Linked DNA regions of Homo sapiens: all the other regions are linked to region 3. A link is an interaction called in ENCODE POLR2A ChIA-PET data of the cell type or tissue named here. Cell type or tissue: OCI-LY7. All regions are shown on one strand.

Region 1 (4,000 bases), 380 kb before region 3:
ATTTGGCATTGGCAGGTTGTGTTATTTTGAATGAAATACAGCTTTGGTCCGTTTTGCATTATATTTCAAGACTGGAAAGCAGGAGTTTTATCTGATTTCTAGGGAATGATGTTTAAATCACTGTCTGTATTGGTGATTATTTTGTATTCAAAATAGAGTAGAACTGTTCAGACTGAACTATCTATTTTTGGAGTTTAGTATCTTGGCCAAATAAGGTCTCCAAAGCATTGTTCCTTGTTTTTTCTCTTTTTTTTCTTTTCTTTTCTTTACTTTTCTTTTTTTTTTTTTTTTTTTTGAGATGGAGACTTGCTCTGTTGCCCAGGCTGGAGTGCAATCTTGGCTCACTGCAACCTCTGCCTCCCAGGTTTAAGTGATTCTTCTGCCTCACCATCCCACGTAGCTGGGATTACAGGCGCACACCACCATGCCCAGCTAATTTTTTTGTATTTTTAGTAGAAACAGGGTTTCACCATGTTGGCCAGGCTGGTCTTAAACTCCTGACCTCAAATGATCCATCCTCCTCAGCTTCCCAAAGTGCTGGGATTATAGGCGTGAGTCGCTGTGCCCAGCCTATGCTATTTTCTTTTTTTCTTTTTTTTTTTTTTTGAGATGGAGTCTCACTCTGTCACCCAGGCTGAAATGCAGTGGCACGATCTTGGCTCACTGCAACCTCCCAAAGTGATGGGATTACAGGCATGAGCGACTACACCCGGCCAGATCGTTGCTTTTGTCTGTAATGCAGCCACTAGAAACAAACCCCAAACTGGGACCACTCTCAGGTTTATATCTTTTTGTTTGTTTGTTTTCTAGAAGTGGATAGATTCATGCATGAAGTTTGGAATGCATTGAGTAATTCAACATTAATCAAGTAACTATTATGTGCCATTGGCACTGGGGGAGCACTTTGATTGTTTAGGACCATCTTCAGCATTGTACAATGTTTAGCATAAGTGGCACTACCTATAAATCCCAGTAGCGTCCCCATCCTACCCCCATTGTCTTAACTAGAAACACCTCACACATTTACAAAGGCACTGGGAGAGAGGAGTTAGAGGTGGCAGTGATGCCCTGTTTGACAATCACTGATTTTCCTGTTTTAGAAGAAATAGAAATGGACTGCATAATATATAAAATAGGATTTAAAAAATTTGTTATTCCAGAGACTGAACAGGTTATTGGATTTATGAATTTGGACTAAGATTTCTGATTTGCTTCCGAGAGGTCTGGTATTCTTCAGAAACGAGGGAGTTCTCACTGAAATATTAATAGTGAATGAGTAAGAATGGAAAATACTAGGTGTTAGGTATAAGAGGTGAGAAGAATCAGTGAGGATTCTAAGACGTAATATTCTAGGACAAGTCTAAGGCAATTCTCTACATGTGAAGTAAGTACTGTGTATACGACTTATTAGTCATACAAAATTGGGGATGAAAAAGTTTTTTTTAGTGTAAATCTTGATACAACCAAATGCTTTTTTTTTCCTAATTATGAAAGTGATAAATCTTTTTTTTTTTTTGAAACGGAGTTTTGCTCTTGTTGCCCAGGCTGGGGTGCAATGGCACGATCTCAGCTCACCGCAACCTCTGCCTCCCGGGTTCAAGTGATTCTCCTGCCTCAGCCTCCTGAGTAGCTGGGATTACAGGCATGTGCCACCACGCCTGACTAATTTTGTATTTTTGGTAGAGACAGTGTTTCTCCGTGTTGGTCAGGCTAGTCTCCAACTCCCAACCTCAGGTGATCCACCCACCTCGGCCTCCTAAAGTGCTGGGATTACAGGCATGAGCCACCACACCCAGCCAAGTGATAAATCTTGAAATAAAGGGCTTGGTGTATGTATTTTTCCCTCTGAAATAGTTATGTAAGAAATACTACATACAGGCCAAGTGCATTGGCTCATGCCTGTAATCCCAGCACTTTGGGAAGGTTGAGGTGGGAGGATCATTTGAGGCCAGGAGTTTGAGACTAGCCTGGGCAATATAATGAAACCCTATCTCTTAAAGAAACGAAATGTTACACACGTACTATACCCAAAAGAATGCCTTCAACGTATTACCCCTAAAAAACCGTAACAACTTTAAACTGACCCCATGATAAATTATATGTTATCTTGTTTGTATGATTTCACACACTAGCTAAGCTAGATTAGCGTTTTCTTTCTACCTCACATAGTGAATGTTTTGACAGGCTTATCCTTTTAGTCAGTCTAGTTCTTTGCCAGTTTTCTGTAATAAAATATCTGTTTCACAGATGAGTTACTACTTTATCTTGTTGACAAAGCTTATTTGTGCTTCTGATACTTTCAAGAGTATATTGTATTTTTCAGAAAACGCTCCCCAGCCCATTTGCCTCCTGGTACTCAGTTTCCTCAGCACATTTAATTCTCAGACTATAAAAATTTGGGGTTTTGGCCAGGTGCTGTGGCTCACGCCTGTAATCCCAGCACTTTGGGAGGCCGAGGCGGGTGGATCGCCTGAGGTCAGGAGATCGAGACCAGCCTGGCCAACATGGTGAAACCCCATCTCTAATAAAAATACAAAAATTAGCTGGACGTGGTGTCATGCGCCTGTAATCCCAGCAACTTGGGAGGGAGGCTGAGGCAGGAGAATGGTTTTAACCCGGGAGGCGGAGGTTGCTATGAGCTGAGATCACGCCATTGCACTCCAGCTTGGGCAACAAGAGCAAGACTTCGTCTCAAAAAAAAAAAAATGGGGGGTTTTATAATTAATTACTATGGAGGAATCTTGCTCTTCAGATGTCCTTCACTCAGCCTTGTGAGATACTAGAATCTTATTGATGCTCATTTGAAGGGTTATTAACTTTGGAATGCCCAAATAAGGAGCAGCAAATGACTCTTGTATGCTAAATTAGTATTGACACTTTATGTTGAACATACATGACTACCAGGGAGCCATTTACTTAGAATCCTTTCCTTATAACCGTTGCTATGGAGAAGTGATAAACTCCTCATGATTAACTCTTCATAGAATTGGTATTTTTTTCTTGTGTTGTTATATAATTTTCAGCTTAGGGTTGTATAGGTTTTTCCATGCTGAGAGGAAATAAGACTTTTGAGGTCAGATAGTAGCTGTATGATCTTAATGTACTGAACCTCACTCTTTTCAGTAGAGTGAGCTTTATGGTCCCTTCCAAAATCAACACTCTTAGAGTATGGTGACACTAATAACTCACATATCAGTAGTACGTGTTTTGTGCTAAATCATCTTAGGCTTTCTTACCTGATCCCTCTTCTCACTCCTGAGAAAAACAAGCTGGAGATTTTAGTGTATAGCCATGAGATAGTTTTTTCTGGGAAATCAGTAGCTTATAGAAAGTTCTGTACGGCCTAAAATATAAACTTATTTATTTATTCATTCATCCATCCATTCTTTAAAATAGAGATAGGTCTTGCCATGTTGCCCTGGCTGGTCTCGAATTCCTGGGCTCAAGCTATCCTCCAACCTTGGCCTTCCAAAATGCTGTGATTACAGGCGTGAGTCACTGTTCATGGCCTATAAACACCTTTAGCATGTAACAGAATATCTCTAAAATTCATTTATTTATTCATTTGTACAAAAAATATTGATCAAATATCTCCAGTCATTATTATAAAGCACAGGAGACACTTTTTTTTTTTTTTTTTTTTTTGGAGACAGTTTCACTCTTGTTGCTCAGGCTGGAGTGCAATGGCATGATCTCGGCTCACTGTCACCTCCGTCTCCTGGGTTCAAGCGATTCTCCTGCCTCAGCGTCTCATGTAGCTGAGATTACAGGCACCCACCACCATGCCTGGTTAATTTTTCTGTTTTTGGGAGAGACGGGGTTTCACCATGTTGGTCAGGCTGGTCTTGAAATCCTGACCTCAGGTGATCCACCCACCTCGGCCTCCCAAAGTGCTGGGATTACAGGCGTGAGCCACCGTGCCCTCCCCGTTTTTATTGTTTTAATACGGGAGACAGATAATAACCATGTAAAGTAGATAATTTCATGCTGTGAACAGTCT
Region 2 (4,000 bases), 52 kb before region 3:
GGTCTCAAACTCCTGAGCTCAAGTGATCTGCCTGCCTTGGCCTCTCAAAGTGCTGGGATTATAGATGTGAGCCACCGTACCCAGCATGTGTTTTTTAACCACAATAAAAAAAAAAATTGAAAGCTGTCTGCACAGAAACAAACAAAACATGAGGGGACTGGCCCACAATGTGTTATAGACATTACAGTATGCTGTATAATAGTGGCTGTTCACAGTGGTGTCCTGAGCCAGTGAAATGATTAAATATTCAGACTGTTTAACCAGGCAAGCATAATACATGTAACAAAGTATGTTCATTTAAAACATTTTAAATTTTGGTCCCTTGAAAAGGGTTATACTTTTGTTTCTGGAAAATTAACTCAGGAGGAACATTTCATTCCCTAGTGAGGCTGGATAAATGACACACAGTTGAAATGTCTTATCTCCGAAGTACTTAAGGTGCCACCAAGCACCTTAAATGACAAAGCAGAAAATGTCAGAGAATGACAGTTAAGAAGAACTAGGCCGGGTGCGGTGGCTCTCGCCTGTAATCCCAGCACTTTGGGAGGCCAACACGGGTGGATCACGAGGTCAGGAGATGGAGACCATCCTGGCTAATACAGTGAAACCCTGTTTCTACTAAAAATACAAAAAATTAGCCGGGAGTGGTGGCAGGCACCTGTAGTCCCAGCTACTCGGGAGACAGGCAGGAGAATGGCGTGAACCTGGGAGGCGGAGCTTGCGGTGAGTCAAGATCACCCCATTGCACTCTAACCTGGGCGACAAAGCAAGACTCTGTCTCAAAAAAAAAAAAAAAAAAGAAAAACTAGTGTGTGCATGTATTTATGTACGTGTCTGTGTGTTCATTCTCCAGAGCATCATTAAATAAGAATCAAAGTTCCAGACATCTCTCAATTGGCTCCCTTAATTCAGCCACTCCTGAAGAGTTTAAGGTGGGCATCATTGGAGGTGGCCACCTTGGGAAGCAGCTGGCTGGCACACTGCTGCAGCTTGGCCCCATCCCTGCTGAAAGCCTGCGGATCTCCACTCGGAGGCCAGAGACTCTGGGTGAGGAGCAGTGTGTGGTAGAAAGGGGGCTTGGTTGTGCTGTGTAGGTGTCAACAAAGCCATTTTGAAAGGGTCCTCCAAAGAGGAATCCTTGCATACAGCGTGTGGAGTTCTCAGCTTGCTAGCCCTAAGAAAGGTTAGAAGCATGGCCTTTTCTCCTGTTCTTTAAAGCGACTTTTTTTCTCCATGTATGTGTTTTATATCCATGTCTCCTCCCTGTGCCCTTGGTGGTGAAGTATCTTTCCAGATCTTTGATACAGGGAAGCTTTCCATACAGAGTTCAGATCTTCTAACTGAATCAGTTAGGGTCTGGTTGGGTGTTAAACAGTTCCAGGCATTTGCAGTTGGCCTTATATTTTTAAAAATGACATTTACTGACTTTAAAAAAATGTTTTGTGGTCGGGCGCGGTGGCTCACGCCTGTAATCACAGCACTTTGGGAGGCCAAGGCGGGCAGATGACGAGGTCAAGAGATTGAGACCATCCTGGCCAACATAGTGAAACCCTGTCTCTATTAAAAATACAAAAATTAGCTGGGCATGATGGTGCGTGCCTGTAGTCCCAGCTACTCAGGAGGCTGACGCAGGAGAATTGCTTGAACCCAGGAGGCAGAGGTTGCAGTGAGCTGAGATCACACCACTGCACTCCAGCCTGGAGATAGAGTAAGACTCCGTCTCAAAAAAAAAAAAAAAAAAGTTTTGTAATGATTCCATTTATGGTGATAGAAATCAGAACAATGATTTCTTCTGGGGAGATAGACTGAGAAAGTCCCAAAGCAACTTTTTCTGGGGAGATGAAAATGTTTTATATCTTGAGAGAGAGGTATGGGTTAAATGGGTGTATGCTTTTGTCAAAACTGATCAAACTGTACACTTCATATCTGTGTTTTGCATTATATGTAAATTATACTTCAATAATAAAAAATGTAAAATAATATGCATATTGTAGAAAATTTGTCTACAAGGAAGGATACAACTACCTATAATCTACTCGGGTTATTTCCTTCCCGTGTTTTTTTTTTCTCTAATTATATCAGTAATCGACACTGTATACAGTTGTTTGTATTCTGTTTTTTTTTACATAATGTATCATGAGCATATTCTCGTATCGTTTAACATTTTTTGAAATAATGATTTGCCCACACCTGTAATCCCAGTACTTTGGGAGGCCGAGGTGGGCAGATCACCTGAGGTCAGGAGTTTGAGACCAGCCTGGCCAACATGGTGAAACCCAGTCTCTACTAAAAATACAAAAATTAGCCAGGTGTAGTGGTGGGTTCCTGTAGTCCCAGCTACTCAGGCGGCTGAGGCAGGCAAATCACTTGAACCCAGGAGGCGGAGCTTGCAGTGAGGTGAGATCACATCATTGCACTCCAGCCTCAGCAACGGAGTAAGACTCTGTCTCAATTAATCAATCAATAAGAAATAATGATGTTAAGCCCCTCCACTTTCCCACAGTAGAAGGTTACCCCAGCAGGCTTTGAGCACAGTCTCTTGCATCTCCCTAGCAGGGTGTGCTTGCTGTACCTGGTGTTTGGATGCACAGACTATGTAGTTGTGCCCAGCAGTGGCTAAGACCACTAGACACCCTACACTATTCTTCCTTTCTCTGTTTTCATCTCAGGATTTAAAATTTTAATTATATTAGTAAGAGATTAATGTAAAAAAATAGATTTTAAGGTTGTATAATATCCCAAAGTATGGATGTACCATAATTTATGTAACTATGCCTTATTTAGTTGAACTTCCTTGTACATAATTTTCCAAATAAAGTTATTAGGCCAAAGAATTGGTACAGCTTTATTAAATTTTTTTTTTTTTTTTTTTTTTTTTTAGACTGAGTCTTGCTCTGTCACCTAGGCTGGAGTGCAGATCGTGGAGAGCACGATCTCGGCTCACTGCAACCTCTGCCTCCCGGGTTCAAGCGATTCTCCCGCCTCAGCCTCCTGAGTAGCTGGAATTACAGGCATACGCCACCACACCCAGCTAAATTTTTTTGCATTTTTAGTAGAGACGGGGTTTCACCATGTTAGCCAGGCTGGTCTTGTACTCCTGACCTCAGGTGATCTGCCTGCCTCGGCCTCCCAAAGTGCCGGGATTACAGGCGTGAGCCACTGCACCTGCCCCTAAAATATTATTTCTATACAATAAATGGCACACAGTTAAAAGAGTACAATTTGATGTTTTGACACGTATACAACTGTGAAACCATCACAAGGTAATGAACGTATCCCATCACCCCCAAAAGTTGCCACTTGTCTTTGGTAATCCCTTTCTGTCCACTTCCCTGAAGCTCTCCACCCATGAAACCAACAATCTGATTTCTGTCACCATAGATTAGTGTGCATTTTCTAGAATTTTATCTAAATGGAATCATACAGTTTGTAGTGTTTTTTTAGTCTAACTTCTTTCACACTGCATAATTTGTTTGAAATATATCCAAGTTTTTTTTTTTTTTTTTTTTTTGAGACAGAGTCTCACTCTGTCACCCAGGCTGGAGTACAGTGGTGTGATCTCGGCTCACGGCAACCTCAGCCTCCCGGGTTCAAGCGATTCTCCTGCCCCAGCCTCCCAAGTAGTTGGGATTACATGCGCTCACCACCATGCCCAGCTAATTTTTTGTATTTTTAATAGAGATGGTGTTTCATCATGTTGGCCAGGCTGGTCTCCAACTCCTGACCTCAAGTGATCCTCCCACCTCAGCCTCCCAAAGTGCTGGGATTACAAGCGTGAGCCACCATGCCCAGCTGAAATATATCCACGTTTTTAATGTATCAATATCCTTTTTTATTTCTGAGTAGTATTTCCCTGCATGATTATTCCACAGTTTATTTATTTGGTTGACTTAGGCTGTTTGCAGTTTCTGGCTATTACAAATAAAGCTGCCATGAATACATGTATATAAGTGTTCATGTAGGCAACTACTTTCATTTTTCTTGGGTAAATATGTGGCAG
Region 3 (4,000 bases):
TAAATTTGTTAAGACTTGTTTTGTGGCCTAACATCTGATCTATTCTGGAGAATGTTACATATGCAATGGAGAAGAATGTGTATTCTGCTACTGTTGTATGGAAAATTGGGCCCATTTGGTCCTAAGTGTAGTTCAAGCCTAGTATTTCCTTATTACTTTTCTGTCTAGTTGATGTATCCATTGTTGAAAATGGGATATTGAGGTCCCCTACTATTCTTATATTGCTATCTATTTTCCCCCTTCATGTCTATTAAAATTTGGTTTATACCTTTAGGTGCTCTGATGTTGAGTGCATATGTATTTATAATTGTTATGTCCTCTTGATGGCTTGACCCATTTATCATCAAATAATGGCCTTCTTTGTTTCGTGTGACAGTTTTTAGACTTTATTTTGTCTAAGTACAGCCACCTCTGCTCTTTCTTGGTTACTGTTTACATGGAATATCTTTTTCAATTCTTCCACTTTCAGCCTGTATGTGTTCTTAAAGCTAAAATGAGTCTCTTGTGGGCAGCATATAGGTTGGATCTTAGTTTTTTTTAATCCATTCACCCACTCGGTGTCTTCTAATTGGAGAACTTAATCCATTTACATTCAAGCTTATTATTGATAGGGAAGGACTTACTTCTGCTATTTTGTTAATTGTTTTCTGGTTGTTTTGTAGAGCCCTTGTTCCTTTCTTACTCTTGTTTTCCTTTGTGATTTGGTGATTTTCTATAATGCTGAGCTTTGATTCCTTTCTCTTTATTATTTGTTTATCTGGGGTGGTTTTTTGCTTTGTGGTTACCATGAGGCTTATGTAGAATAAATTGTAGTTAGAATAGCTTATTTTAAACTGGCAACAACTTTAGATGTAGAAAGAAATTTACTCAACGTAATAAAGACTGCTTATGAAAAACCCAAAGCCAGTGTCATAATCAGTGTGGAAAAATGAAAACTTTTTCTCTATGATCTGGCACAAGGCAAGGATGACCACTCTCATCACTTCTATTCAACATAGTAATGGAAGTGCTAGCAAGAGCAAGCAGACAAGAAAAAAAAAAGGCATACAATTAGCTGAATGGTAGAAGTTATGTCCATTTGCAGATGACATGATCTTATATGTAAATAACCCCAAAAACTCTACAAAAAAAACTTAGAATTAATAAATGATATCAATAAAGTTGCAGGATAAAAAATCAGTGCACAAAAATCAGTTGCATTTCTGTACACAGTAACAACCTATCCAAAAAATCAAGAAAATAATCCCAATTTACAGTAGCATAAAGAATACTTAATAAATTAGCCTAGCGTGGTAGCCCATGCCTGTTGTGTCAGCTACTCGGGAGGCTGAGGTGGGAGGATTGCTTGAGCCATGGAGGTCGAGGCTGCAGTGAGCTGTGATTGTGCCACTGCACTCCAGCATGGCTTACAGAGACCCTGTCTCAAGAAAAAAAATACTTATGAATAAACTTAACCAGAAAGATCTGGACACTTAAGACTATAAAACACTGATGAAAGAAATTAAGAAGACACAAACATATGGGAAGATCTATCCTGTGTTCATGATTTGGAAAAATTAATATTGTTCAAATGTTCATACTACCCAAAACAATATGCAGATTTAACACAATCCCAATCCAAATTCTAATGACATTCTTCACAGAAGTAGAAAAAACAATTCTAAAATTTGTATGTAACCACAAATACCCTGAATATACAAGCAATCCTAAGAAAGAAAACATTGAGGCATCACACTTTCTGATTTCAAATTCTATTAAAAGCTATAGTAATTAAAACAGTATGGTGCTAGTATAAAAACAGCAGATCAGAATTGAGAGCCTAGAAACAAACCCAAGCATATATGACCAACTAATTTTTGACAAAGGCACTAAGAGGACACAGTGGGGAAAAGATAGTCTCTTCAATAAATGGTTCTGGGAAAACTGGATTTCCACATGCAAAAGAATGGAAATGGGCCGGGCGTGGTGGCTCATGCCTGTAATCCCAGCACTTTGGGAGGCCAAGGTGGGCAGATCACTTGAAGTCAGAAGTTTGAGACCAGCCTGGTCAACATGGTGAAACCCTGTCTCTACTGAAAATACAAAAAAATTAGCTGGGCATGGTGGCATGCACCTGTAATCCCAGCTACCTGGGAGCCTGAGGCAGGAGAATCACTTGAACCTGGGAGACAGAGGTTGTTGCAGTGAGCCGAGATTGTGTCACTGCACTCCAGCCTGGGTGACAGAGTGAGACTCTGTCTGAAAAAAAAAAAAAAAAAAAAAGGCAAAGGATCTGAATGGGTGTTTTTCCAAAGAAGACGTAAAAATGGCCAACAGGTACATGAAAAGATGTTCAACATCAGTAGTCACAAGGGAAATGCAAATTAAAACCACAATGAGATATATCACCTCATGCCTGTTAGGATGACTTCTCTTTGGTAAGAGATAACAACTGTTGGTACAAATGTAGATGATGCAGCCATTGTGAAAAATAGTATGGAAATTCCTAAATAAAAGTAGAACTACCACATGACCCAGTAACCCCCATTCTGAATATATACCCAAAGGAAGTGAAATCACCGCCTCAGATACCTGTTCATTGTCGCATTATTCACAATAGCCAAGATATGAAAACAATCTATGTGTCCGTTGACAGACAAATGAATAAAGAAGCTGTGGTGTGCATACATACACACAGAGGAATATTATTTAGCCTTATAAAAGAAGGAGATCTTGCCATTTACCACACATGGATGAGCCTGGATGACATTATATTAAGTAAAATAAGCCAGACACAAAAAGAAAAATACTGCTCGATCTCTCTTATATATGTAATCTAAAAAAAAAAAAGTCAAGTACACAGAAACAGGATAAAATAGTGGTTACTAGAGGTGGTGGTGGTGGTGGTGATGGTAGAGGAAAGGGGGAGGTGTAGGTCAAAGGATACAAAGTAGAGATACATAGGATGAACAAGTCTAGAGATCTAATGTACAATATGAGAACTATGGTTAATAATATTTTGCTTGGGAATTTTACTAAAAGGAAATTTTAGGTGCTTTTGCCACATACAATGGCCAACAGGTATATAAAAAGATGTTCAACATCACAAAAAGAGAGGATAGCTGTGGGATGATGGATTTGTTGATTTGCTTGATATGGTAACCATTTCACCATCTATATGTATATCAAAACATTATGTTGTACACCTTAAACATATACAATTTAAAAATTTAAAGTAATGAGGAAGATCTGTGTAATCTTTTCCAGACACACCATGAATGGAGTTCCAATCTTGGAATGCCACTTTTTCTGGACCTAACTCTTGAATGACCATGTTAATTCATTCAATTTTTTTTTCTATTATTTGTCATAGTTGTTGAAAGCCAAAGAGCTGCTGAGAACTGTAAATTTTTTCTCACTGTCAGAGTGCCCATGATGATATCATCCTGTACCACAGAATGTGAATTACATTTGAAATTGGCAGATTGAGGTACTCCATTTATCAAAACATCTCCAGATAATCATGTGGATCTTTTCTTTGCAGCTCAGACATCTAACAACCATGGTTTGCCTCCACCTGTGTGTACCAGAATGGCGTTGAGGCCAGGTTTCATTACTCCTTTGATATTCATTAATATTTCTTTTTAAACTGTTTTTTGATCAAGTAGAAAGCCACTCTTCAGTTTTACTCGATAGCAGATATTATGAAAACAACACAGCTCCCCAGTAAATGTCTTCAGGTCGTTGTAGGTTGTCCTGGGTAGGTCATGTTGTTTCATCATTGGTATTTCTTTGTGACACTGGGATAAAAACTTGGACATTACTGGGAGACATCTGGAGAATTTCTGCCTGTTTTTATATAATAAACCAGTGTTTATTATAAAGGATAAACAGCCAGATGAAGAGGTAAATAGGGCGAGGCCTGGAAGGGTCCTGAGTGCAGGAGCTTCCGTCTGCATGGAGTTGGGTTGCACCACTGAATGTGGATAAATTCACCAACTTGAAAGCTCTTCTAGGCTGT

What was found. ChIA-PET counts read pairs that join two places held together with the same protein. Peaks named below come from ENCODE experiments on the same cell type or tissue, not always from the same donor. Only the 100,000 strongest peaks of a DNase experiment are listed, where the experiment ranks them.
Region 1: POLR2A ChIA-PET joins it to region 3 with 5 read pairs; 2 of 35 experiments call an interaction of 5 or more read pairs at or near these places.
Region 2: POLR2A ChIA-PET joins it to region 3 with 9 read pairs; 6 of 35 experiments call an interaction of 5 or more read pairs at or near these places.

What each region holds. Positions count from the first base shown.
Region 1 is chr14:77,740,742-77,744,741 of GRCh38, reverse strand. The region is part of intron 3 of SNW1 (SNW domain containing 1); the gene reads left to right. Among named protein-coding and RNA genes, the nearest start is that of SLIRP-OT1, 18 kb to the left of the region's middle. In OCI-LY7, no CTCF peak of the experiment used is centred here; no DNase peak of the experiment used is centred here.
Region 2 is chr14:77,410,981-77,414,980 of GRCh38, reverse strand. It overlaps NOXRED1 (NADP dependent oxidoreductase domain containing 1), which reads left to right. Exons shown (of 6, transcript NM_001113475.3): 2 at 854-1,047. Among named protein-coding and RNA genes, the nearest start is that of NOXRED1, 11 kb to the left of the region's middle. In OCI-LY7, no CTCF peak of the experiment used is centred here; no DNase peak of the experiment used is centred here.
Region 3 is chr14:77,359,236-77,363,235 of GRCh38, reverse strand. The region is part of intron 1 of TMED8 (transmembrane p24 trafficking protein family member 8); the gene reads left to right. It also overlaps the pseudogene LOC100422225. Among named protein-coding and RNA genes, the nearest start is that of TMED8, 16 kb to the left of the region's middle. In OCI-LY7, no CTCF peak of the experiment used is centred here; a DNase peak (open chromatin) is centred at 2,365.